2 separate regions of the Homo sapiens genome follow, and region 1 is linked to region 2. Evidence: chromatin loops called from intact Hi-C (ENCODE). Cell type or tissue: GM12878. All regions are shown on one strand. Each heading gives the region's core, and the rest is flanking DNA. Links, peaks and the distances in the headings are about the cores only.

Region 1 (12,305 bases), core at 5,994-8,493, 69 kb after region 2:
GTGGAGCAGAGGCTGAGGTTGGGGGCCTCACAGTCAAAGGTGCTGAGACAACAGCCCCGCTGCCCTGTGCTCACTCAGAAGCTCCTGGGGAACTGGAGTGGAGGGGAAGGGTCCCCAAGCCCACAGGTTCTGGCTGCCCCTGCCACGTCCCCTCCCCCAGCCAGGCTTCTCCCAACTGCGGCAGGGCGTCTGGGCTCAGGTTGGGGTGCAGCGTTGGCAGGACAAACAGTCTCCAGTGTTGGGTGTTTGCCTCGGTTACCAAGGAGGGAGGTGAGGGGCCTGGCTCCCTGCCATGTTTGGGCCCCGGGCTGAAGGTGTGGGTGGCAGGGAAGGTGGAGGATTTGAGGTGGGGAGGCTCACTTCCCGCTCCCAGGGCTCGAGGGCAGGGCAAGCCAGCTGGGACTGCCAGATCCCTGGGCGGATTCAGACCTGCATCGGCCCTGCCTTTCTGCTGGCTCTGGGAAACTCAGTCAGGCAGGAGGAGACGCTGGGGGCGGGGCAGCCTCCCTTGCTGCTCAAAGCAGGGCTGTGGGCTGGAGGCTGGGCCCCGGCAAGTCAGGTACTGCCGTGGGTGTCCCAACCTTCCGGGACTGACGGCACCACGGCCTAACTCAGGCCGCCCGGGAGAGAGGCCTAGGAGCCCAGCTCTGGGCCCATGAATTTGGACAAGTCACCGCCCCTCTCTGGGCCCCAGTTTCCCCACCTATATAGTGTCAGGAGCTGGCCTGTGTAGTCCCACAGGGGCCTCCTTTGTTTTGTCCTCCCTGTCATGAGCTGGGCAGGTGGATGCTGAGGGGTTGAGGAGTTGGGCACTGAGCCGGGAGTTGTGACCCGGCCTTGAAGCCCTGGCTGGAAGGGCTCAGTACACATCCAGGCGGCCCTACTGCCCTGTCTGAGGCTGGCATGCAGTGAGTGCCCGGCTGAGTGCAGGAGCCCAGGGCTGTGGTCAGGAATGGCCGGGCCCTTTCTCCCTCTCTCAGCAATGATGAGAGCCACAGCCCAAGGAATCCCCTGCTGCCTCCTGCTCCCAGGTCTCCATCGCAGCCTCAGCATGACCGGCTCTGAGCAGGAAGTAGGGGAAGCAGGACAGAGGCTGGCCTGGCAGTCAGAGAGTGCACAGCCTGGCTCAGGAGGCTGGCAGGTCATCAGGGGCATAGAGCTGGCCCTCGTTGATGGGGCAGGGATGGCTTGGGGAGGGTGGAGACGCCGAGGCTTGAATTAGGGGGTGGGGGGTGCAGGTAGGGAAGAAAGGAAGAGGACTTGAGATTGTGACCAGGCAGTGCCACAAGGAACACAGGAGTGTGGGCCTTCCATGGGGAGGGAGGAAGGTGAGGCCAAAAGATGGCGGGGCAGGGGAAGGGACCACTTGCCTTGCAGCCCGGCCAGAGAGAGCGAGAATGAGCAGTTCCCACACCATGAAGACCTTTGCCCTGGCCCTGCTGGTGGCCCTGCTGTGCACAGAGAGACCCCAAGGTCTATGCTGCCACCAGTGCTTGGTGGCCCCAGCCTGGCACAGGCATGCCTGCCCCGCTGCCACATGCCCCTTCCCTGACAGGGTCTGCGTCTCGGGATATGAGAGACACAGGGAGTCTGGGTCCCTGTGGCATCTGGGAAAGTGAGAGTGGGGAACAGGCTCTGCCTCCTTTCCCTCCTGCCCCAAGAATGATACCATCATTTGGAATGTGGAGGTTCTGGACACCTCTATGAGTTCCAAGCTTTCTTGTTGCAAGAGAGGCCTCTGTAATGCGGGGGTCCTGGTGGCAGGCAGCACCTGGGCCCTTCCTTGGGACTCCTGCTCAGCCTGGGTCAGTTCCCCTCTGGGCCCTGCTGTGATGGCCTTTCCTGTCCCCCTTACCCCATGGCCCCCTCCTCTGTCCCCATGCATAGTGTCCTCCTCAGTTTGGGACCACTTCGGCACTGACCCTCGGGAATTCCAGTGTGGTTTTGCAGCCGCGCGTTCAGGGGAAGGATGTGGTGGGGCAGAGGCGGGGGCTTCCCTGTCAGGGGACTCTGGCACCGGGCGGGTCCCTGCGGCAGACTTGGAATCCCTGCTTGGACTCATCCTGTTACCTGGGCCCAGGGCCTTCAAACCCACATTCCCTACATCGCCACCTCCTTAAACCACCCGGCCTCAGAGCCAGGGGCCTTGCCATTTGCTGTTCTGAACCTGGAACCACAGGAAGAACACAGGCCAGGGGCAGGAGTCCAGGGTTCCGTCCTACCCAGCCATTAACTTAACACGGAGCCAGGGCCACACAACGCACCACTCCGGACCACCTCTGTTCAAGCAAGGAAGAAACCCAGGGCTCTGGAGCCCCTCAGGCCTCCCACACAGGGCGAGAGCTCCCCTGTCTCAAGGTCAATAAACACCCCTCTGCTTACTCAAAAAAAGACAGAGAGAGAGAGAGAGAGAGACAGCAGGGTCCAGTCTCTGAGGGCCTTGCGACCAGGCTGAGACATGGAATGGGGGCCAGTGAAGGGCGAAGGAAAGGACTGAACCCCAGCAGGAGCGACTCAGCACCCCACACACAGACACGGTCTCTGGGCCCTGACCACGGCTCCGGACACCCCCAGGAAATGCTGAGACCTAGATCTCTGCTTTGTGTGCTTTGGATAAGCGCATGAGCTAATGCCAGTCTGATCCAGACCTGCCCTCCGAAGCTGCAAGGTGGCAAAACAGAAGAGGCCTGCCCACACAGGTGCACCAGCCACCAGAGGACTGGGTGTGGGGCTGGGTGGCCAGCAGCTGAGGGTCCTAGGCAGGGCAGCAGGAGGGTCGGCCCTGGGGCAGGGAGAACCGAGGGCCCCTTCCCCCGCTACTGTGCCACTTGCCGCCTGCAAACAGGGAATCCCAGGAGGCCGGATCTTCTCGCTTTGCACCCAGGAAGCTAGAACTCTGGATTTGTATGGGAAGCCTCCTGATGCTTCATATTTGGAAACTAATTCCAAAATAACACCCTGTGCAGGCCAAAGAAAGCAAGGCATTCAGCCAGCCTTGGAGCTCATGTGGGCTGAAGGACAATCTCACTCAGGACCCCCTTTACAAAAAAGTAAAGTGAGGCCCAGGAGGGATGGGCTTGCAGCCAGTTAGGATCAAGTTGGGCCGAAACTCAGGCCCTGACTTTCCTGTGCTCTCCCCAACAAGGTTCCCACCCCCTCACCTGCTCCACCGTGCAGACCCCAGCCCAGCTGAAGAGCGCCCTCACGAACCCCACACACACCCAGCAGGCTTTTGCTCTGCACACGCCTGGGTGCCGAGGTCTCCCATACCCTCTGACTGATCTGACCTGGCAGCTGCCTGAATTGTTTTCCCCATTTTACAGAAAAGGGAAATTGAGGCCAGAGAGGCAGGCCATTGCCCAGAGTCCTCCTCTGCCAAGTTCTAGACAGTGGGGAGGGGGCTGTGTGCCCGCTTACAGGTCTCTGTAACTCAGGTGGCAGGGAGGCCCCAACTTGCAGGGCAGGGAGGGGCTGGCAGGGATGAGGCAGGGCCAGGCCAGGCAGGCCCAGAGCCACTCAGCATGCAGGCCCAGTCCAGAGAAGCCAGGCCTCTGCCTCCCCCTCCCCAAGCCTGAAGAGGAACTCAGCAGGGACCCAGATGGCCTCAAGGCCGGGGATGAACCACAGACAAGAGGAGGTGCCACCCGGGCTAGAGAGAACCAGGGGAGGGCAGGGCACTGAGGACCACACGGTGGCCGTGCCCCACACCCACTCCCACCCAGGGACCCTTGAGTCCCACTTCTAGCCCTGGGCCACAGCAGGGGCATTGTAATGCTGGCCTTTTGTGTGCTTGGGGGTGGCGGTAGTAAGGAGAAATGCCCCCTCCAGGTGGTCAGTGCCCCAGGCCTCCTGGAGCACCCCAGAGATGGTGAGGTCGAACCCATGGGTTCAGCACCTGCCCTGTGCCAGGTCCCATGTCAGGGGGACACAAGAATTAATAGGACGTGACACAAGAATGAACAGGACCTGGTTCTGCCCCGGGTGGCTCACAGTCCAGGGGGAGAGGAGAGTGAATAAATAAAACTCAGTCGAGTTGAAATTGACCAGGGCCTTCACCGCAGACGGTGGGCAGGGGGAAGAGAGGCACCCTGGGGAGGGCTCCCAGCTGTGGAATAGGCATGGGACTCTTCCTGGAAGTTAGTTCTGGTCTTTTTCCATTTTTTATGCAGAAAAATGCACATATAATTGCTGTACAACTCAGTGAATTTTCACAGACTGAACCCAACTGTGTAACCAGCACCCAGATCACAGCACCCAGATCACAAGGTTGTCACAGGGACACAGGGGAAAGGGCATTCCAGGAAAGGGCCACTGAGGAGCGAAGGCAGGGAGGTGGGAACTGCCCAGCCCCAGCAGGTACCCAGAGCCAGGAGGATCCAGCAGGCCTCTCTCCTCACCCAAAGAGGATGGGTGCTCAAACTCCAGACCTGCTCCAAGAAACATATCTGCAGCCCTAAAGCCCCCAACGCCCCCAACCCGCTGTCCTGTCCACCTTCTCCGCTCCACAATCCAGCCTGCGCCTCGTACTGCACCAGAGAGATATGCTAACCACATGCAAAGGTATGCAAATGAACACAGACTCCCTGAGTCAACTTGGGCAGTAGCCAGAGTGAGTGAAGAACCAGACCTCCAAACAGGTGACTAGACCGGCCCCTGCCCCTGGCCCCATTCCTCCCACCAGCTCCTGAGCACCACAGCCCTGCACCCCCACACCCTCAACCCAAAGCTCTGACCACCTGCCCTTCCCTTCATCTATTCATTTAACTTTGATTCTCAGGGGGCCAAGGGCCAGTCCCCAAAGTGAGCACCAGAGAGCTGAGCACCTGCCCACCAGGAGCTCACAGTGAGCAGGGAAGGGGAGGGGATGCAGACACGGCCACCAATTCCCAGGAAGAGCCTGCCTCAGGACAGAGCTTCCAAGCCTCAGAACAGCAGGTGCTGACTCAGTAGTGTGGGATCTGGCCCAACACTCTGCATTTCCCACCAGCTCCCAGCGGACGCCAAGGCTGCGGGTCCCAGGCCACACCCAGATTAGCCAGGAGTAAAGGAGGTGTGAGAAACATGGCCCTAGGAACACGAAGGGCTGGGGGACAGGCAGGGCAGGAGAGTGGCTAAGAGATGTGCCTGGATTCAGGTCCCAGCTCTGCCTCCTGCCCATCGTGGCCGTGTTGCTTCCCATCCCCCAGCCTCAGAGCCCTCAGCCCTAAGGTACCCCCTGTAACAACTGCCCCCACGTCACCAGGTCCCAGAGGCTTCAGTGAGACCAACTGGCCTAGGGCCCCTGTGGCACCTGACACCCTGCAAGCACTTGGTAATCGGGAGATTATTTTTAAGTCAGGGTCGACTGGGAAGAGGCACAAGGGACGTGTTTGGGGTGAAGGGAATGTTCTCTGTCTTGATTATGGTGGTGGTCTCTTGGAAGATGTCAAGGACAGGGGATTCACCAGGAGGAGGGACTGCAAGAGCAGAGGCCTGCAGGTGTGGACATGCAGCCAGGGAGGACAGATGACAGCTAACCTTCACTGAGTGCTTTCTACAAAGTGGAAGACAGCCAGGGGCCACAGTCGGAAGGACAGAGTCCCACCCCCCACCCCCCACCCCCACTCCAGGGGTGGCAGGAGGGTGGAGCCATGGAGCCTGGCTGTGAGCTCCTGGGTGGGCTGGCAACACCTGCCATGAATTGGGCACCTATTAGCAGTCAGGCACTGGTGTGAGACTTTACCTAGTCAGAGCCCGCCTGTCTGTCTTGTGTGGCCCCAAGAGCTAAGAATGATTTTCACATTTTTAGGTAGTTCTTTTAAAAATCAAAAGAACAGGCTGGGTGCAGTGGCTTGTGCCTGTAATCTCAACACCTTGAGAGGCCAAGGCGGGAGGATCACTTGAAGCCAGGAGTTTGAGACCTGCCTAGGCAAGAAAGCAAGACCCAACAACAAGAAAATGTTTAATTAGCCAGGCATGGTGGTGTGTGTCTGTAGTCCCACCTACTGTGGAGACTGAAGTGGGAGGATCATTTGAGCCCCGGGAATTTGAAGGTGCAGTGAGCTATGATCGTGCCACTGCACTCCAGCCTGGGTAATAGAATAGGATCTTGTCTCTAAAATAAATAAAATAAAGGAAGAAGACAGCCAGGCATGGTGGCTTATGCCTGTAATCCCAGCACTTTGGGAGGCCAAGGTGGGTGGATCACTTGAGGTCAGGAATTCAAGACCAGCCTGACCAAAATGGTGAAACCTCATCTCTACTAAAAATACAAAATTAGCCGGGCGTGGTGGCGCATGTCTGTAATCCCAGCTACTTGGGGGCTGAGGCAGGAGAATCGCTTGAACCCAGGAGGTGAAGGTTGCGGTGAACAGAGATCGTGCCATTGCACTCCAGCCTGGGCAACAAGAGCGAAACTCCGTCTCAAAAAAATAAGTAAATAAAATAAAGAAAGGAAGAAGAACAATACAGTCGATCCTCCATATCCATGGATTCAACTAACCACAGATGGACAATATTCCAAAAATCAAAATTGTTTCTGTACTAAACATGTTCAGACTTTTTTTTGTGGTTATTCCCTAAACAATATAGTATAACAATTATGGCGGCTGGGCACGTGGCTCACACCTGTAATCCCAGCACTTTGGGAGGCCAAGGCAGGCGGATCACTAGGTCAAGAGATCAAGACAATCCTGGCTAACATGGTGAAACACCGTCTCTACTAAAAATACAAAAATTAGCCAGGCATGGTGGTGTGTGCCTGTAGTCCTAGCTACTCCAGAGGCTGAGGCAGGAGAATCACTTGAACCTGGGAGGCGGAGGTTGCAGTGAGCCAAGATCGCACCACTGCACTCCAGCCAGGGCGACAGAGCAAGACTCCGTCTCAAAAAAAAAAAATTATCTATACAGCATTTACATCGTATTAGGTCTTCTGAGTAATCCGGAGATAATTTAAAGTATACAGAGGGTGTGCGTAGGTTATATGCAAATATTACTCCATTTTATAGCAGTGACTTCAGCACCTGCAAATTTTAGTATTAAGTAGAAGGTCCTGGAACCAAAGCCCCATGGAACCCGAGGGACAGCTGCGTTTTGTGACATCTGAACAGCCACCCCCACGCACCCACGGGTTGTCCCACACCACAAGGGCAGCGTTGAGTGGCTGCGATAGAGGCCTTACAGACCTTCAGTTTTTCTATAAATCCCATGAAGTAGGGGTCAAGTCCCCACTGTACAAAGAAGAGTAAAGGGGCCACCCAGCCTTCCTTCCCTGCTGCTGTTAGGACCTCCTCCTCCACCCACTCCTGGTGGGACAGACCCAGCGCCCCTTAGCCCAGCAGGTACTCCTGGCCCACCTCTGCTGCACCCGCTCACCTGGCGGAGCAGCAGCGCCCCCTGCCGGTGGTCCGGGGCTGGCCGGCGCGCCCTAAGGCCGGACTCTTAGCTTCTGCCACCACCTGGTGGCCATTTCTGGAAGCGCAGCTGGGAGCCCAGATCCGGTGAGCAAAAGCTCTCGTGGGTTCCAAGAGAGGCCCTGCTGGTCCAGCCAGGTGTGGCAACGACCAGCGCGCAAAGTATTCCAGGCAGGGCTTGACGCCTCCAAGCTAGTATCCACTGAAAAAGTTTCACTTCGTCCCTGCTTTTTCTTTTTTTTTTTTTTTGAGACAGAGTCTTGCTCTGTTGCCCAGGCTGGAGTGCAGTGGCACGATCTCGGCTCACTGCAACCTCCGCCTCCCGGGTTCAAGCTATTCTCCTGTCTCAGCCTCCAGAGTAGCCAGGATTACAGGCACCCACGACGCTGGGTAATTTTTGTGTTTTTAGTAGAGACGGGGTTTGCTATGTTGACAAGGCTGGTTTCAAACTCCTGACCTCAGATGATCCGCCCGCCTAGGCCTCCCAAAGTGGTGGGATTACAGGCGTGAGCCACCACGCCCAGCCCTTGCTTATTATTCCATCGGTGAGAAAACACCTGACAGAGCTTAAATGTTTACTAACTGTGGCTGTGAATCTCTAACCCCTGGGGAATTGATCAAAGACCATGAACTATGGCCAAAAGATGATGGAGGGGATGTGAAGGTCAGCTGACTTAAGTCCCTTCCCCCGTGCATTTGGCCTTGAGTACTTCATCATTCTTTCTTAACTTCATTCGTTATTCATTCTTTCAGCAAACTCTTCTTGAGCACTACACAATGTGCGGTGCCAGGTGCTGGAGAAACACCTGAGAACATGCAAAGCAGTCCGCCCTCATGGAAGTGACTAACAAATCATTCACAAGGTGTGATGAGGCATATTTGGAGGGGCAGAGAAGCCACTTGAGCATCACATATGGGCAGCGACTTGACCTTGTTGAGTGTCATGGAAGGCTTACAGTGGCCTGAGAATGGGTCGTCTAGCCGACAGGGTGGAAGAACCACATGTGCAAAGTTCCAGAGCTGAGGAGTGTATCCAGAAAGTGGCTGGAAGAAGGACTGACCGGCAGGAATGCAGAGGTTGATGGAGAGAGGAGGTGAGGCAGAGCTGGAGAGAGAAGGGGGCTGAGCCAGACAGAGCCTCCAATGCTGGGTGGATCTGCAAAGTTAAGGCATCTGCTCATGCTCTGGGGCAACAGGGGGCCACTGCCTGTCCTGGGAGGAGACAGAGCACATTCTGCTCCTTAGTAGAGCCCACTGTATGACTGGGCAGCTCTGCTAGCTGGAAAGTTCATTCTGAGATGAAATTGATGCCTCCCCTGCCCACAGGCTCCTGAGGCATACACACAGATGGAGGTGCTTCCCTGCCCCCAGCACAGCCCCTCACCCTATAACAGCCTCACTGGCTGTTCCCTGGCAGAGGCCCTCACACAGGGTAGGCAGGAGGGCACGCTGGATGTGAATCCCAGCTCAAGCCCTTACCGGCTGTGTTGTCTGTCTCTTACTTAACCTCTCTGAACTTCCATTTTCTCCTCTGACTTCAGGGCTGCACATGTAAGAGGGATAGTGTTGGGAAGTGCTTAGTACACATTAGGTACTCAGTGGTGATAACAGAGGTGGTGACAATGACATGGTTTATCCCCAGCTGACCTTTTCCAGAAAAGATCCTATCAGTCAGTGTTCTGCATTTTAAAATGTGCCACCAGGATGGGGCACGGCAGCTTGAGCCTGTAATCCTGGCACTTTGGGAGACTGAGGCTGTAGGATCGCTAGAGCCTAGGAGTTTGAGACCAGCCTGGGCAACATAGGGAGACCGCCCCCACCGCCCACCTTTACAAAAAAATTAAAAATTAGCCGGTCATGGTGGCATGCATCTGTAGGCTCAGCTACTCAGGAGGCTGATGCAGGAGGATCACTTGAGCCCAGGAGGTCAAGGCTGCAGTGAACCATGACTGAGCCACTGCAATCCAGCCAGGGCAACAGAGCAAGATGCTATCTCAAAAAAAAAAAAAAAAGTGCTATTAAGAGCTGAACTCTGTTCTGGGGGGAGTAGCCTTTCCTTCCCTTCTCTGAGCCTCAGTTTCCCTATATATAAAAGAAAGGAATCAGATAAGATGGCCTGAAAGGCTGCCACCAGTTCTAATGCTCTCAGGTCCTGCTCTCTGACCTACCCAGGACACATGGAACCATCATCACCTCCTTGATCCAGGCACTCTACTCCTCATAATGGAACCAAGATGGTCTTCACTTTATTTTTTTTTTCCCATTGTCCCTGTCCTTACTGCCCTCTGTGTTATGCCAACCTCCTCTGAGTTAACTGAGGCTCAGAGGCTCAAGCAGTCTTTGCCACCCTCTCCCCACTGTCCCCCCCACCCCTCACTCTCCCACCAGACTGTCTGCTCCATCCCCGTCCCAACTGCTCCCACCTGGACTCCCTGCTGCCCTTGGTTCCTACCCCACCCCTCTGTCCACTCCCCCACTCACATACCTGGCCCTCCTTCCCCCATGCAGCCCATCTACCTTCACAGGGAGGCAGCAAGACACCCCCGCCGGCCTAGGAGGGTCGAGATCCTAGGACTCTACTTTTTCCAGTCCTGGTATTTGCCTACACGCCCCAGCCTCCCACCCCCAGCGCCCCCCCCAACACACACACACCCACACACACACACACGCACGCACGCACGCAATTATAACCCCCTTAGGGACAGCCGTTGTGTCTGCTGTAGTTTAGCCTTGGATTCATCATGGCTTCGACATCGCCGGCCCTGGGCCAGTGTTCGAGAGCATGGCCCCAAACAGTTCTTGCTCTGTTCAGCTCCCCACATTGCCAAGCTGCGAGCGGGCTCTCTGTGCTTCCTGCCTTCTGTCTGCCTCGCCTGTTCTCTCCAGGTAGGCGGCTCCTCCTCCAAGCTCCCCCAGCCCTGGGCTGACCTCTGTCACCTGGATGGTGGGTGCGGGTTCTCCGGGCATGCACCTCGTTCCCCTCTTTACTCCCAGCAGTGGCTGAAACTTGTGGGTGCTTGATCGTGCTAGTTAAATGAATGAACATGTGGTGGTTACAGGCAAACCCACAATGCCACACAGGACACCGACCAACAACTGAAAACGGTGACAGCTGCCCTTACCCGCAGCTCCCCAGCGTAGCCCTCCCCCATCGCAGCCAGACCGGCTTGCCCACTGCGCAGCAAGGCGGAGCCCCGCACAGCTAAGCCCGGGCGTGGTGCTCGCGGCGCCCTCTGCTGGCCGGGCCCACGGCCTCCTCCTGCGCACGCGCGCCGCCACCCCGGGACCAGACCTAAAGGGAGAAGGCGCGATCTGGGGCCCTCCCTCCGCACCCCCTCGCCCCGAGAAGCCCCAAACCCAGGTCTTTGACCCTCATGAACATCCTTTGTCCTTCCTCTCTCCTGCTCCCCCTGCAAACATTTTAGGCATCCCTAAATGATCACCAGCCCTCGCCTGCTCTCTTAGCAGGCCTCCAGGTGGGGTTAGAATTGTCAAATGCTGGCACAGGACGAAACCCTAATAATAATAACTATGATGATGACGGCAGCTGCTGCTGAGCGGGCACTTTGTGGTTACCTTAGCAACCTTCCACCATCCAGGAAGTGCAGCCCCTTCTTTCACAGGCGGCAGCTGCAGCCAGAGGCGTGCGGGGACTTCCCAAGGTCACACAGCAAGAATCCTAAGAAACCCGGGGTGTTTCCTCTGCCTACGTGGAGCTAACCCTGCCTCCAGAAGCAGGGGCCTTGAGATGGGAGCAGAGCGATCTGGTGCCCCGGAAACCCCACCCCCACCCCCACCTTGCCCCATGCGCAGCGAACGTGGCTACATTTCCTATCGTTTGTCCAACCCATCATTTTGCCTTTGGGAAAATTGCAGGGGAGGTGGAGGCCAGAGGACAGGGAGACAAACGTTCGTGGGCATCTGCCACGAGCACATTTGCCACGCTTTGTGACAGGCCCTTTCCCGTTACACACCACACCTGCCCAGGACCGCAGCACAGAACCAGGACCCAAACCCGCCGACTCCCTCCCTAGTGCTCCTTCCTCACCCCCCACCCCCTCCCCCCTCCGCAAGTTCTCTCTTGGAAAAGGGGCCGCTGGGAAGGGGAGGAAACGCACTCACTACAGGACTCCAGGTGGGGTCCAGAGGCTCTGCCCCTGGTGCCTCTTCCCCAGCCCTAAAGCCCCCAGCCCTAGAGAGGGGACCCTCCTGCACAACATCTCCAGGGGACCGGGTACTCCACTAGGGTCGAGAAACGTTGAATAGTGCGGTGGGTGCGGGAGGCGCGCCTAGGTGCCGAAACCCGGTCTGTGCTGCCATCCTGTGGCCATTGCAGGAAGTGTGCCTGTCAGGCCGCTCTGCATTGAACCTGAAATGCCGGGTCACCCTTGGGTTGAGTGAAACCGGGCCCCATGCTGAGGCTACAAGGGACATAGAAAGGGACAAGACGCAGCCCGTGCCCTGAAAGAGCTTACAGTTCGGTAGGATGGCCTTCAAATGACATGATCCAACACTCAACTCGGCGCCAGATACCGCCCAAAATAGAAGATCGTGCAAAAGGTTCCAAAAGGTGGAGGCAGCCTGCCCCGAAGCACATCGAGAAAGCCCTCCTGCAGCAAAGCCGTGTCGAGACTGGGCCTTACAGGGCAGGCGGGGCTGGGGCAAACAGAGATGAAGGAAGGCGCTCCAGGCGGAGAGACCAGCCTGAGCAAAGGCACAGGGGCAGGAAACACGGATTCTCAGGAATCCAGCTTGTCCCAAGTCTAGGTCAACTGTGAAGGGGAGAGCAGCATGGCCAGGTCCTCCAGTGCCCAGGTAGGAGGTTTCACTTAACCCTTTAGGCCACGCGGCCAACAAAGGTCTTTGAGCAAGCCAGCAGCTTGACCAGAAGTCTGTCCAGGAAAAGAGCATGAT
Region 2 (12,305 bases), core at 5,458-7,957:
AGACAGGCCTCCCTCACCATGACCCTCTATTAGAGACAAGGAGGTCTGGGGGGCCCTCCCAGGCCTGACCTCCCATGCTGTGCTGAGAAGTCTGTCCCATCCCTGAAATACACCCAGCTAGTCAGGTGTATCGTGGTTCCCACCCCAACATCCCCATCAAAGAGAAATCCAGGCAGCTCTCCCCAGCCCTGAGCACAGACCCTAATCTCCTCCCTATGGTGAGGATCTCACATCCACCACACCATAGGGCAGGTGGCCTCATGGAGGCCAGGAAACAGCCTGGAGTCAGGTGGGTCCTGGCTCTGCCATTTACGCCTCTGTGACCCAGGGCTTGGCACTTCTCTGAGCCTCAGTGTTCTCATCTGCAAAGTGGGAGTCATACCATCTATTCTGCTTAGTGCAGTCAGCTCTGAGAATCCAATGCGACAATGTATGTGAAAGGGTTTTGTAAACCGAGTATGGCAAGAAGCCTCGTTGGCATTGTTATAGCCCAGGCTTAGCCCCAAAGTGGCTGGAGCTGCATCCAGGAACAGGCCTAGGGGGGCCTTTTATTCTTCCAGCCCCAGATATCTTCTCAGACCCCCAGAACATCCCTAGTGTGGGCAGCTCAGGCGCCCTCGTTTGAGCCCCTTGTGGAACTGGCCCAGGAGATGTTCTGGGGAGGAGTAGAGGCTGGAGTGGAGCTGGGCTGTGCCAAGGGCAAGGCTGAGGTGGACACGAGGGTCCCTGACTCCTGAAGCCCCAAGGGTCAGGGGACATTTCTAGGAGTCCACTTGGTCCTGCTTTGGAGGTGTGTATATCAAAACTTCAGCAATCTCCCAGACAACCTCCCAAAGCAAACCCTTCCGGCCCCCACCCCACCCTCCCATCAGCCCCTAGGCTCCACAGACCCCGGCAGGCATGTTGAGAGGAATGTGATCGTGTCTGGGGCTGCCTGACGCATCCTATCTCCTCAGACAGGCCCCAACAGCCCCTGCTGGAGGCTCCAATGCTCTTCCTGGGATCAACTGCTCCTAGAAGAGAAGCAGGACCCTCTGTCACCCCCAACCCCACCTTGACTGTCACCAAAGAAGAAGCCAGAGAAGGGAGCCCCCCACTACTGTGGCCTAGGAGCTTGGAAGACAATGCTGAGACAGACATCTGAGCTGTGGGCTCCCCAAATCTGCCAGCAAAGGACTCTCAAGGATGTGAGTAAGCCAGGGCCCCACCCCGCTCCACCCGCCCCTGACAGACACTCCTAATCTCCCTGCAGAGAATGGTCCCCCCACCCTGGCCCAGCCCTACAATTTCCCCAGAGAGAGGCAACAGGGGTTTTGGCTGAGGGACAGATGCTTTTGTTGGGAGGCATGTTGCTGTTGGCTGTGGGGCAAGGGGAGGCTGTGCTCACTGGAGAAAAATGCTGTGTCCAGAGGGATCTGGGAGCGGGAATGGGGTGCAGAGCCCAGTACCGGCTTCCTCTGTGCCCCACCACCCCCACCCACCACCACCACCACCATGTCTCCTTCTTATGCAGGGATCAGGAATAGAAGCTCCGGAGCCCGGGACATAGGAACAGCTCTACTTTCCCTTTCATTTCATTCAATAAAACCCAAAAGAAACTCCTTCCTCCCCCTCCTCCGAGGGGAATCCAAAAGATAAAGATGGCAGGGAACCAATGACAGATCAGTCAATCACATAATCTTAAAAGGCACTTCTGCAGTCCCACCCCAACCCCACGCACCAACACCAGAACCCTAGCATGGAATATAAGCCTGATCCCCCACACCCGGTCTTAGAACCGTGACCCAACCTGGAGCCTGAGGCCAACCCCTGCAGACAAGGACTCAGTGACCAAGGAGCTGCAAACAACCCAGCCAAGCAGGGAGCAGACTTAGAGGACACCACACTCCCCTCCCCTCCCTGATGCCAAAGAAGCATGGTACTCAGACATTTTAAGGGAGGGCATTTTCTGGGGCATCAGGGGTTAAAGGGTTGTCAGTCCTGACTGCTGAGGCCCAGAGTACCCCCCACCTCTGGACTTCTAGGCAGACTTTGTGTGAGCACCATTACCTGACCCTCCCTCCAGCCTGCCCCAAAAGGAGGGGGGTAAAGGAGGAGCCCCGGGCAGGACCTCTTGTGGTTAGTGAGTCTCCCTGCACCACCCTGCATGGGGGAGCCCTCTGCCAATCCAAACAGGTGAAGCTGGCAGGGCCAGGCAGCACCTCCAGAGCCCACACTGTGTGCTGAGGACTGTGCTGGGGACCAGGAGATGGCATCCTAAGGAAGGAGGAAACCTCAGGACAGCCCCCGCCCTTGGAGTGCATGGCCTACTGGAAGAGACGATCCCTGCCTTTAGGAAGGTCCCAGCATGAAAGAGAAGCAGGAATGCACATCAACATTACTTAACATACAAACAAATGGAAGAAAAGCACAGACAAGTAAGATTGGTTTCCCAGGGCTGCCATAACAAATTACCACAAATTTGATGGCTTAAAACAACTGGCTGGGCACAGTGGCTCACGAATATAATCCCAGCACTTTGGGAGGCCAAGGCAGGTGGATCACCTGAGGCCAGGAGTTCAAGACCAGCCTGGCCAATATGGTGAAACCCCATCTCTACTAAAAATGCAAAAATTAGCCAGGTGTGGTGGCAGGTGCCTGTAGTCCCAACTACTCGAGAGGCTGAGGCAGAAGAATCACTTGAATCCGGGAGGCAGAGGTTGCAGTGAGCCAAGATCACGCCACTGCACTCCAGCGTGGGCAACAGAGCAAGACTCCGTCTCAAAAAAAAACAACAGAAATGTATTCTCTCTGGAATACATTCTGGAAACCATAAGCCCTGAATCAAGGTGTTGGCAGGGCCACACTCCCTCTGAAGACTCTGGGGAAGAGCCCTTCCTTGCCTCTTCCAGCTTCTGGTGCCTCCCTGAGTTCCTCGGCTTGTGGCAGCGTCGCCCTATCTCTGCCTTCATCTTCATACAGTCTTCATCTCTGTCTTTTTCAGTCTCTTGTAGGACACTCATTGGATTTAGCAATCACTCTAATCCAGTAGGATCTCATCTCAAACCTTACCTTACTTACATCTGCAAAACCCCTATTTCCAAATAAGGGCACATTCTGAGGTCCCAGGTGGACCCGATTTGGAGGAACCCTATTTGACCCACTATACCGCATAACAGACTGGGTGCTTGTCACCTTGCAAAGCAATAGTAAAAACTGGGTGGAGAGATAGATGGTTGAGATGAGATGTGGGGGCGGCCCAATCTGGAAGGCTTCTGGGAACAGCCTTTAGCGTGACACGTCAAGTCACCAGGGACTGGATGGCAGGGAGCCACGGAACTCTCAGGTCTTGGGTCCGTACTTGACATCATCCACTTTTTTTTTTTTTTTTTTTTTACACAGGGTCTCCCTCTGTTGCCCAGACTGGAGTGCAGTGGTGGGATCACAGCTCACTGCAGCCTCAATCTCCTGGGCCCAAGGGATCCTCCCACCTCAGCTTCCCAAGTAGCCAGGACTGCCACCATGCCCAGCGAGTTTTTACTTTTTTGTAGAGACAAGGTCTCACCATGTTGCCAGGCTGGTCTCAAACTCTTGGGCTCAAACGATTCTCCCACCTCAGCCTCTCAAACTGCTGGCATTACAGGCATGAGCCACCACACCCAGCTTCTTTTTTTAAAAAATGTTTATTTTGAAATAATGTTAGACTTGGCTGGGTACAGTGGCTCACACCTGTAATCCCAGCACTTTGGGAGGCCAAAATGGCAGATCACTTGAGGCCAGGAGTTTGAGACCAGCCTGGCCAACATGGCAAAACCCCATCTCTACTAAAAAATACAAAAAGTTAGCTGAGCGTCATGGCAAGCGCCTGTAATCTCAGCTACTCGGGAAGCTGAGGCAGGAGAATTGACTGAACCTGGGAGGCAGAGATTGCAGTGACCCAAGATCGCACCACTGCACTCCAGCCTGGGCAACAGAGCAAGACTCTGTCTCCCAAAAAAAAAAAAATGAAATAATGTTAGCCTTTAAGAAAAAGTTACAAAATAGGACAGAGAGTTCCTGTGTATCCTGTGTATCCTTCATCCAGCTTCCCCTAATGTGAACATACTACATAAGAATCATACAATTTTTGAAACCATAAATTAACATTGACACAATACTTTTTCCCCCCACAAGATGGAGTTTTGCTCTTGTTGCCCAGGCTGGAGTGCAGTGGTGCAATCTCGGCTCACTGCAACATCCGCCTCCCAGGATCAAGCGATTCTCCTGCCTCAGCCTCCCAAGTAGCTAGGACTACAGGCGCTCACCATGAAGCCCGGGTAATTTTTTGTAATTTTAGTAGAGACGGGGTTGAGCCATGTTGGCCTGGCTGGTCCCAAACTCCTGACCTCAGGTGATCCACCCGCCTCGGCCTCCCAAAGTGCTGAGATTACAGGCATGAGCCACTGCACCCAGCCAACACAATACTATTAATGAGCTGCAGGCTTTATTGGAACTTCCACCAGTTTTTCCACACATGTTCCATTTCTGCTGCGGGGTCCAATTTCAGTCTCCACATTGCATTTAGCTATCACGTCTCCTTAGTCTCCTCCTATCCATGACAGCTCCTCAGTCTTTTCTTCCTTTCATGACCTTGACACTTTTGAAGAGTACTGGGGTGATCAATTATTTTGCAGAATATCCCTCAGTTTGGGTTTTTCTGATGTTTTCTCATGATCACATTGAGGTTATGCACTTTGGCAAGAAAACCACAGAAATGAGGTTGCATCCCGTCAGGCATGTTGGACAGATATGTCATGTGTCTTACCGCTGGCACCATCAGGCATGTTGGACAGATATGTTGTGTGTCTTACTTACCGCTGGCGCCGTCAGCCTTGTTCACTTGGCTAAGGTGGTGCTGCTGGATTTCTCTACTGTCATGTTTCTGTTTCTCCCATTGAAATTAATAAATACCTTGAAGAAGGTACTTAGAAACTATGCAAAAATCACGTTTCTCCTTAAAATCTGACCCACTAAATTTTGCCTCCATCAGTGGAGGGAACGAGCTCACCTCAACCTGAGTTTAAGAGCCTCATTTGAAGGAACTCCTTGAGGGACTGTGGCCTGCAGGAGAGACTTTGGGAGATCCAAGCCCAGAGAAAGAACTCTTTCCTGCTCTGTTGTCCCCCCCCAAAACCAAACTGGGCCACCTCAAACCCGAGATCTCTGTGCCCCAAGACAGCAGTCCGCAACCTTTTTGGCACCAGGGACCGGTTTCATGGAAGACCATTTCTCCTTGGATCTAGGGGGTCGGGGGTGGGGACGGTTTCAGGATGAAACTGTTCCTCCTCAGATCACCAGGCATTAGTTAGATTCTCATGAGGAGTGCACAACCTAGATCCCTCGCGTGCACAGTTCACGGTAGGGTTTATGCTCTTATGAGAATCTAATGCCACTGCTGATCTGACAGGAGGCGGAGTTCAGGCAACAGGAGGTGGAGCTCAGGCTGCAATGCTCACTCACCAGCAGCTCACCTCCTGCTGTGCGGGTCCTAACAGGCCACAGCTGGTAGAGTCTGTGGCCCAGGAGTTGGGGACCCCTTCCCTGAGACACTCCCATGCCGGCTTCCCTTCACAACGTATTATTGTGGAGAAATAGCACATATTTCTCTCACGATTGTCAAGAGCCTTGCTAGGCCCCCGCCAGCCCTGGGGAAAGAAGTGGGGAATCTGGTTCCTCTCATGTCACAGATGGGAAGTCTTGAGTCTAGAAAGGCCCAGAGTCAAGTAACAAATTGGAGCCCCCATTGTGATTCCCAGGCCCCCAGAACCTGCCAGGGGCTGAGCTTCTCCTTTCCTCCTGGCAGAGTCCTGCACCCCTCCCTCTCCTCTCGGCCCCTCTGCACCCTCCCCTGGAGTACCCCCACCTCTGGACTTCTAGGCAGCCTTTGTGTGAGCAGCATTACCTGACCCTCCCTCCAGACTGCCCCAGAAGTAGTGGGGTAAAGGAGGAGCCCAGGGCAGGGCCTCTTGTGGTTAGTGAGTCTCCCTCTACCACCCTGAATGGGGGAGCCCCGTGCCAATCCAAACAGGTGAAGCGGGCAGGGCCAGGCAGCCCCCCCAGAGCCCCACCCCCTTCACCTTGCCCATCCCTCTCCCCGCCAAGCCTCAGAAAACTGTGTGGAGAGTGGGTAAAGCTCCTAGAGCTCAGGGCTATCACTTGCAGAGACAGTGGGCTGGGGAGGGAGAAGCCTCAGCTGCCAGAAGGGCAGGGCTTACTTGGAGGCCATAAGTCGGCTAGCAGGCAGGATTGCAGCACAAGGGAGCAGGAGCCTAGAGCACCTCCCGAGGCCCCAGGGTCCCCTTTTCCCCAGAGAGCAGGAGCCTAGAGCACCTCCCGAGGCCCCGGGATACCCTTTTCCCCAGACAGCTATGCCGCCTGCTGATTTCCCAGGCCAGCCTGCCCATCTGGGCTGACACAAGAGATGGGCTGAGCCAGCATTTCAGTGTCTGTGTCCTTGTCTGAGCCTCCAAGCTGTGCCACAAGGCTGACAACAGAGCTTGGCCAGCCCATATCATAGAATAAGAAAGCTCAGAGGTGGAGGAGTTCCCCCAAGGCCCACAGCAAGCCACCTGCTCAGTCAGGGTTCCACCCCAGCTCAGCTGGCTGCAAGCCTCACTTTTTAATGACAGGTCCTCTGCTGCTAGAAAGCCCCCAAAAGTCAGAGCCAAAAACAGCCTCTAGACCAGGCTCTTAACTTTACAGATAGAAAATGTGAGTCCCAGACAGGGGAAGGAACATGTCCAAGGTCACACAGCAGAAGTGTCACCCAGGGTTCTGAGCTAGGCAGGGTAAGAATATGCCTGGGGTGAAAAGGGCTGTGCCTGCACCCCAGAGTCATGTTCAGGTTGTTAAAAATGCAGACAGTCAGGTGGCCAAAGGCAAGGAATAGATTAGTTTACAACCCTGCCGCTAGCTCCCAGTTCAGGCAAAATGCAGCTTAAATGCTCCAGCCCATCACTCATGAGACCCCACTGTAAACTGGGTCCCCTCCCCAACAGGCCTGTCCCCTTGCTGGTCCCTACATCTCCATCCATTTCCAATCTCTGCCTGAATTTCCACATATGTCCTCTCTTCCTACCCAAACCCCTCATGTTCTTTAAGGCCAAGCCTCAGTTCCACATATGGTTTATGCAGATTCCTGCAGACTGTGTGGCACAAAGTAGGTGCTCAATGAAGGAAGGAAGCACAGAGGGAGGGAGGATGGAGAGTAAGAGGAGGGAGGACAGAAGGAGGACAGAGGGAGGGAGGAGGGAGAGCAGGAGGAAGGGAAAGGGAAGAGGGTAAGGGAATGTAGAAGAGGGATGGATGGATGGATGGATGGATGGACATATAGACGGATGGATGGATGGATGGATGGCAGGTGGACAGATGGATAGATGAGTGGAAGGAAGAGAAGAACGAGGGAAAGTGGAGGGATGAACGGCTGGGGAGTGATCAGACAGGGAAGTAGATGAATGGATGAATGGAAGGAAGGGAATAATAATGGGTAAAAGGATAGAGGGATGAACAGGAGGTGGGTGGATGGTGGGTAGGCAGGTGGGTGAAGGATGGTGGGGCACTGAGAAAGGACAGCCAGCCCAGCTGGGGGCAGAGGGGGCCAGCATCCTAGAGGAGCTCTTAACTGATCTGAACCTTGAAGATGAGTAGATGCTGAGCAAGCAGCGGAAGTGAGGATAGACATCCCATTTGCCCAAGGAAGCACCCAGGCAAAGTGCAGACGTGTGAAAGACTGGTCTGATGGAAACTGCAAGCAGTTATGTATTGTTAGAGTTCACAGCTCAAGGCTGGGCCTGCCCGATGAAACTGAGAGCCTTAGGCCAGGTGGTGATAAAGGTGCTGGGAAGCTCAGACTTTATCCTGATGACACTGGAGCCACTGAAGGGTCCTAAGCTGGTGAGTGATGCTGTCGGATGTTTCACAAAGGCCACCCTGGTCTCCATGCAGAACATACTTTGCCGTGGTGTGGGGGACCAGTAGGGAGAATTTGCCATATCCAGGTAAGGGATGTTGTTGGCTCAGACCTCTCCTCTCCCAGGAAGCCCCACCCCATCAGCTCAGGTCACCTGGCTTTCTCCCCATCTCTCAGACCTCCCACTGCCTCTGTGATCTGTGCCCCCACCCTTGATTATACCTCCCCATAGTGCCTTAGGGGGCCACAAAGTGTTTTTCACATAGTCAGTCCTCAGTGTTACTCTGGTCTGATGCAGGAGACACAACCCTTGCCCGTGGGCTGTCCAGTCTGATGGAGGAGGGTTGCAGAGCCCAGAGTTTTCCCTGTGCCATAGGCTGAGGGGAGCCAGGAGCACAGGAGCCACAAGGTGGGGTGGATTAGCACACAGAAGTTTTCTTGGAAAGGGTGCGCTTTGACTCAGGTTTTGAAAGAAGGAAGAACCCTGGAGGGTGGAGTGGGGAGAGGGCGTGGCTGTGGGAACTCCAGCACAGTGGTGAGTTGCGGGGAGAGTCAGCACCTGGGAGTCGGAATGTCTGTGTCAGGAGTCCTGAGCTCTGGTCGGCAGGACAGAGGGAAAGGGAAAGAGGAAGGGAAGGGGTCGCCGAGTAGTTCTAGCCTCATGGATAGAAAGAGTCATTTCCCACAGTCAGAGATGTGGGAACAGATTCAGCATCTTGCACCCCACCTCCCTCCCCCAGACGGGATACCGCATGGGATCAAGGAAGGAGCAGGGCCTCCCGATCAGAAAGACCAGCTTTCAAGTCTTGGCTCCATCACTGACGAGCCATGTGACCTTGGACAGGCCATTGCAGCCGTCCAAGCTTTGGTTTTCCATCAAATAGGAATAGAACCAGTTCAGCCTGGCAGGATTATTGAGAGGAGTGGGTAAGTCAGCGCAGGTGGCCAGCATGGTACTGGGCACAGAGGAAGTGTTTGGTAAAAGTTCACTTAAATTAAGCCCAAGTTAGACCAAAGGGAGTGGGGGATGCAAATGGAGAACAGGTGTCAAGGTTCAGCCAAAGACCTTGAGGCAGAGAACAGAGAAGAGTCCAGGATGTTACTGGAGCTCCTGTTGCAGGAGCTGGGAGCTGCTGAGGTCAGCCGGCCAGGTGATGGGCTGGTGAGTCTGCAAGGGCCTGGCCAGGGTGGAGGCTGTGGGAATAGGGCAGGCCTGGAAACTGATGAGGAAGAGTCAGCGGATGGTTTAGGTGTGAGGGGAGAAGGCCTGGGAGCTTCCAGCAGGGCCCACATTCTGTGGCTGGAATGAGGGGATGGGGAAGCAGCCTCTCAGGTTTCAATGAGGCCATCCTGGTTGTCAGTGCAATATTTGCAAAAAAATGACCATTTCTGTCTCCCAGTTCCAAAAGAGGGCATGGATGGCTTATGATAAAAGACATATTTATAATAAAACTAAAAATATCCAGCAAGGATAGAAGAAAAATAAATCAAGAATTAGGTAACAGGATATATTGATGGGCACATTTTGGTTGCAAGCAACGGAAACTCAGCTTGAATTAGCTTCTAAAAGAGGCAATTCAGGGCTGGGCATGGTGGCTCACACCTGTAATTCCAGCGCTTTGGGAGGCTGAGATAGGAGGATCACTTGAGCCCAGGAGTTCAAGACAAGCCTGGGCAACATAGTGAGATACCATCTCTACAAAAATAAATAAATAAAATAATTAGCCAGGCATGGAGGCATACACCAGTAGTCCCAGCAACTCAGAAGACTGAGGTGGAAGGATTGCTTAAGCCCCAGCAGGTCAAGGCTGCAGTGAGCCATGACCACAGCACTGCACTCCAGCCTGGGTGGCAAAGTGAGACTCCATCTTAAAAAAAAAAAAAAAAAGACAATCAATAAAACAATAAATCAAGCCCCAATTTATAACATTTATTTTTTTCGTGTTGTAAATACCCCCACTGTGGCCAATTTCAAGCAACCAACAGGGAGTCACTTAACACAGGGTTGGGAAGAGACGTGCAGTAGCTCACTGCCTTATAGCATGTCCACCATATGGATAAAATGGTCATAAGTACCTCAAGAGCACAGATATTAGTACAATGTAGTAAAATAATTTGGAAGGAATGAGTTTTCAGTATGCATTACCTTTGTTCTCAATATAATTCATTTAATTTTAAGTTCGTATAATTTAATTTTTGATGAGGGCCATATTTAACAATCACCTTGCAAAATTCCTGAAATTTTAATGTCCAGCTCTCAAGAGCCAGCATGAGCCAGCTCCAGCGTGCCAATGAGCCTCGAGGTTTAGGCCATAAGCAAGAGACTAGGAGGGACAAAGGGAAAGCTTCTGGATAAAACAAAGTGAAAGAGGGAAAACCAGATTGGGGGAGGATATTGGTGAGGGAAGGGGAAGAAGAGTTGGTGGGCCCCCACGGTCAGGGAGACAGCCTAGGTGGACAGGAGCAGAGGCAGCATCCAGAGGCTGTGCAGCCTTCACAAGGCAGACCAGGCACTGTCTGCCTCCCAGGGAGCCACATGGGAGCCCCATGGGGGTATCCAAGTCTGTGCTGCCTCGTTATCTCAATTATCTCATCAGTGTTCTGTTGGTTGTTCTCTCTGTCAGCATCTAGCGAGGACTGTTCTACTGCAGCACTCAGTGTGCATCTGTCCTTTGACTGTCCCAGCTTGAGTGATGTCTGTGTGTCCCAAGACTTTGGTTACTCCCCATCTAACTTAACCCATATGAGCAACACCCCCTTCAAAGAACTGGAGGAGTGATTGGGGGAAAGGAAATGATGGTGCTGGGGGTGTTGGAGGTACTGGAGGTAGTGGTGGTGGTGGTGGTGGTGGTGGTGATGGAGATGGAGATGGTGGTAATGATGGTGGTGATTGTGGTGGTCATGGTGGTGATGGTGGTAGTGGTAATGGTGGTGATGATGTGGTGGTGGTAGTGGGGGTGGGGGTGGTGATGGTGGTAATGATGGCAGTGATTATGGTGGTGATGGCAGTGATGGTGGTAGTGGTGATGGTGGTGGTGATGGTGGTGGTGGTGGTAGTGGTGGTGGGGGTGGTGATTTCAGTGGTGGTGGTGGTGGTGGTAGTGGTGGTGGGGGTGGTGATTTCAGTGGTGGTGGTGGTGGTGGTGCAGGGGCGAGTGGTGATGGTGGGGGTGATGGTGGTGGGGCGTATTGGTGTGGTGCTGGTGATTGTGGTGGTGATGGTAGGGATGGTGGTAGTGGTGATGGTAGTGATGGTGGTGGTGGGGCTGTGGGGGTGGTGATGGTGGGGATGATGGTGGTGGGGGTATTGGTGTGGTGCTGGTGATTGTGGTGGTGATGGTAAGGATAGTGGTAGTGATAATGTTGGTGATGGTGGTGGGGAGGTGGTGATTTCGGTGGTGGGGGTGTTGGTGGTGGTGGTGGTGATGGTAGTAGTGTTAATGGTGGGGGTGATGGTGGTGGGGGGTATTGGTGTGGTGCTGGTGATTGTGGTGGTGATGGTAGGGATAGTGGTAGTGGTAATGGTGGTGGTGGTGGTGGTGGTGGTGGTGGCGGTGGTGATGGTGGTGGTGATGGTGGTAATTATGGTAATTATGGTATTGGTGGTGGTGGTGGTGATTATGGTGGTGATGGTAGGGATGGTGGTAGTGTTAATGGTGGGGGTAATGGTGGTGGGGGTATTGGTGTGGTGCTAGTGGTTGTGGTGGTGATGGTAGGGATAATGGTGGTGGTGGTGGTGGTGGTGATGGTGGTAATTATGGTAATTATGGTATTGGTGGTGGTGTTGGTGATTGTAGTGGCAATGGTAGTGATGGTGGTAGTGGTAATGGTGGTGATGATGATGGTGGTGGTGGTGATGGTGGTAATAATGGCAGTGATTATGGTGGTGATGGTAGTGGTAATGGTGGTGGTGATGGTAGTGATGGTGGTAGTGATAATTGTGATGGTGGTGATTATAGTGATGGTGGGGGTGGTAATGGTGGTGGTGGGGGTGGTAATGGTGGTGGTGGGGGTGTTGGTGGTTGTGATGGTGATAGTGGTAGTGATAATGTTGGTGGTGATGGTGGTGGGGGGATATTGGTAGTGGTGGTGGTGGTAATGATAGTGATGATTATGGTGGTGATGGTGGTGGTGGTCATGGTGGTGGGAGTGGTGATGATGAGGGTGGTGATGGTGGTGCTGGTGGTGTTAGAGAAGGTAAGTATGACAATGAAACCCCTGAGTCAAGTCTCTTGTTCTGTAGAACAGAACAGAACCAGTTTAAGCAGTCATCACCTTGAGCTAGCTTAGGGGTAAAACATACCCTCTTACAGTCTCATTCCACCAAAGTTAACATGTATTGAGGACTTACCAGGGGCCAGGTCTTAACTTCATCATG

Evidence for each region. Hi-C counts contacts between places; a loop is a spot of excess contacts. Peaks named below come from ENCODE experiments on the same cell type or tissue, not always from the same donor. Only the 100,000 strongest peaks of a DNase experiment are listed, where the experiment ranks them.
Region 1: a loop joins it to region 2, with 3 times the contacts of the local background. A loop is called at or near these places in 2 of 110 quality-filtered maps.

Annotation. Positions count from the first base shown.
Region 1 is chr17:41,655,449-41,667,753 of GRCh38, forward strand. No RefSeq gene overlaps it. Among named protein-coding and RNA genes, the nearest start is that of EIF1, 27 kb to the right of the region's middle. RefSeq lists enhancers at 4,837-5,336, 9,745-10,264, 10,265-10,782, 10,303-10,392, 10,813-10,942 and 1 more and a silencer at 10,513-10,752. In GM12878, for the core only: a CTCF peak has its summit at 7,414 (motif pointing left); no DNase peak of the experiment used is centred there.
Region 2 is chr17:41,587,350-41,599,654 of GRCh38, forward strand. LOC124904003 (a long non-coding RNA gene) reads left to right here and starts at 998. Exons shown (of 2, transcript XR_007065755.1): 1 at 998-1,187; 2 at 1,514-1,602. In GM12878, for the core only: no CTCF peak of the experiment used is centred there; a DNase peak (open chromatin) is centred at 6,572; H3K27me3 peaks cover 160 bases.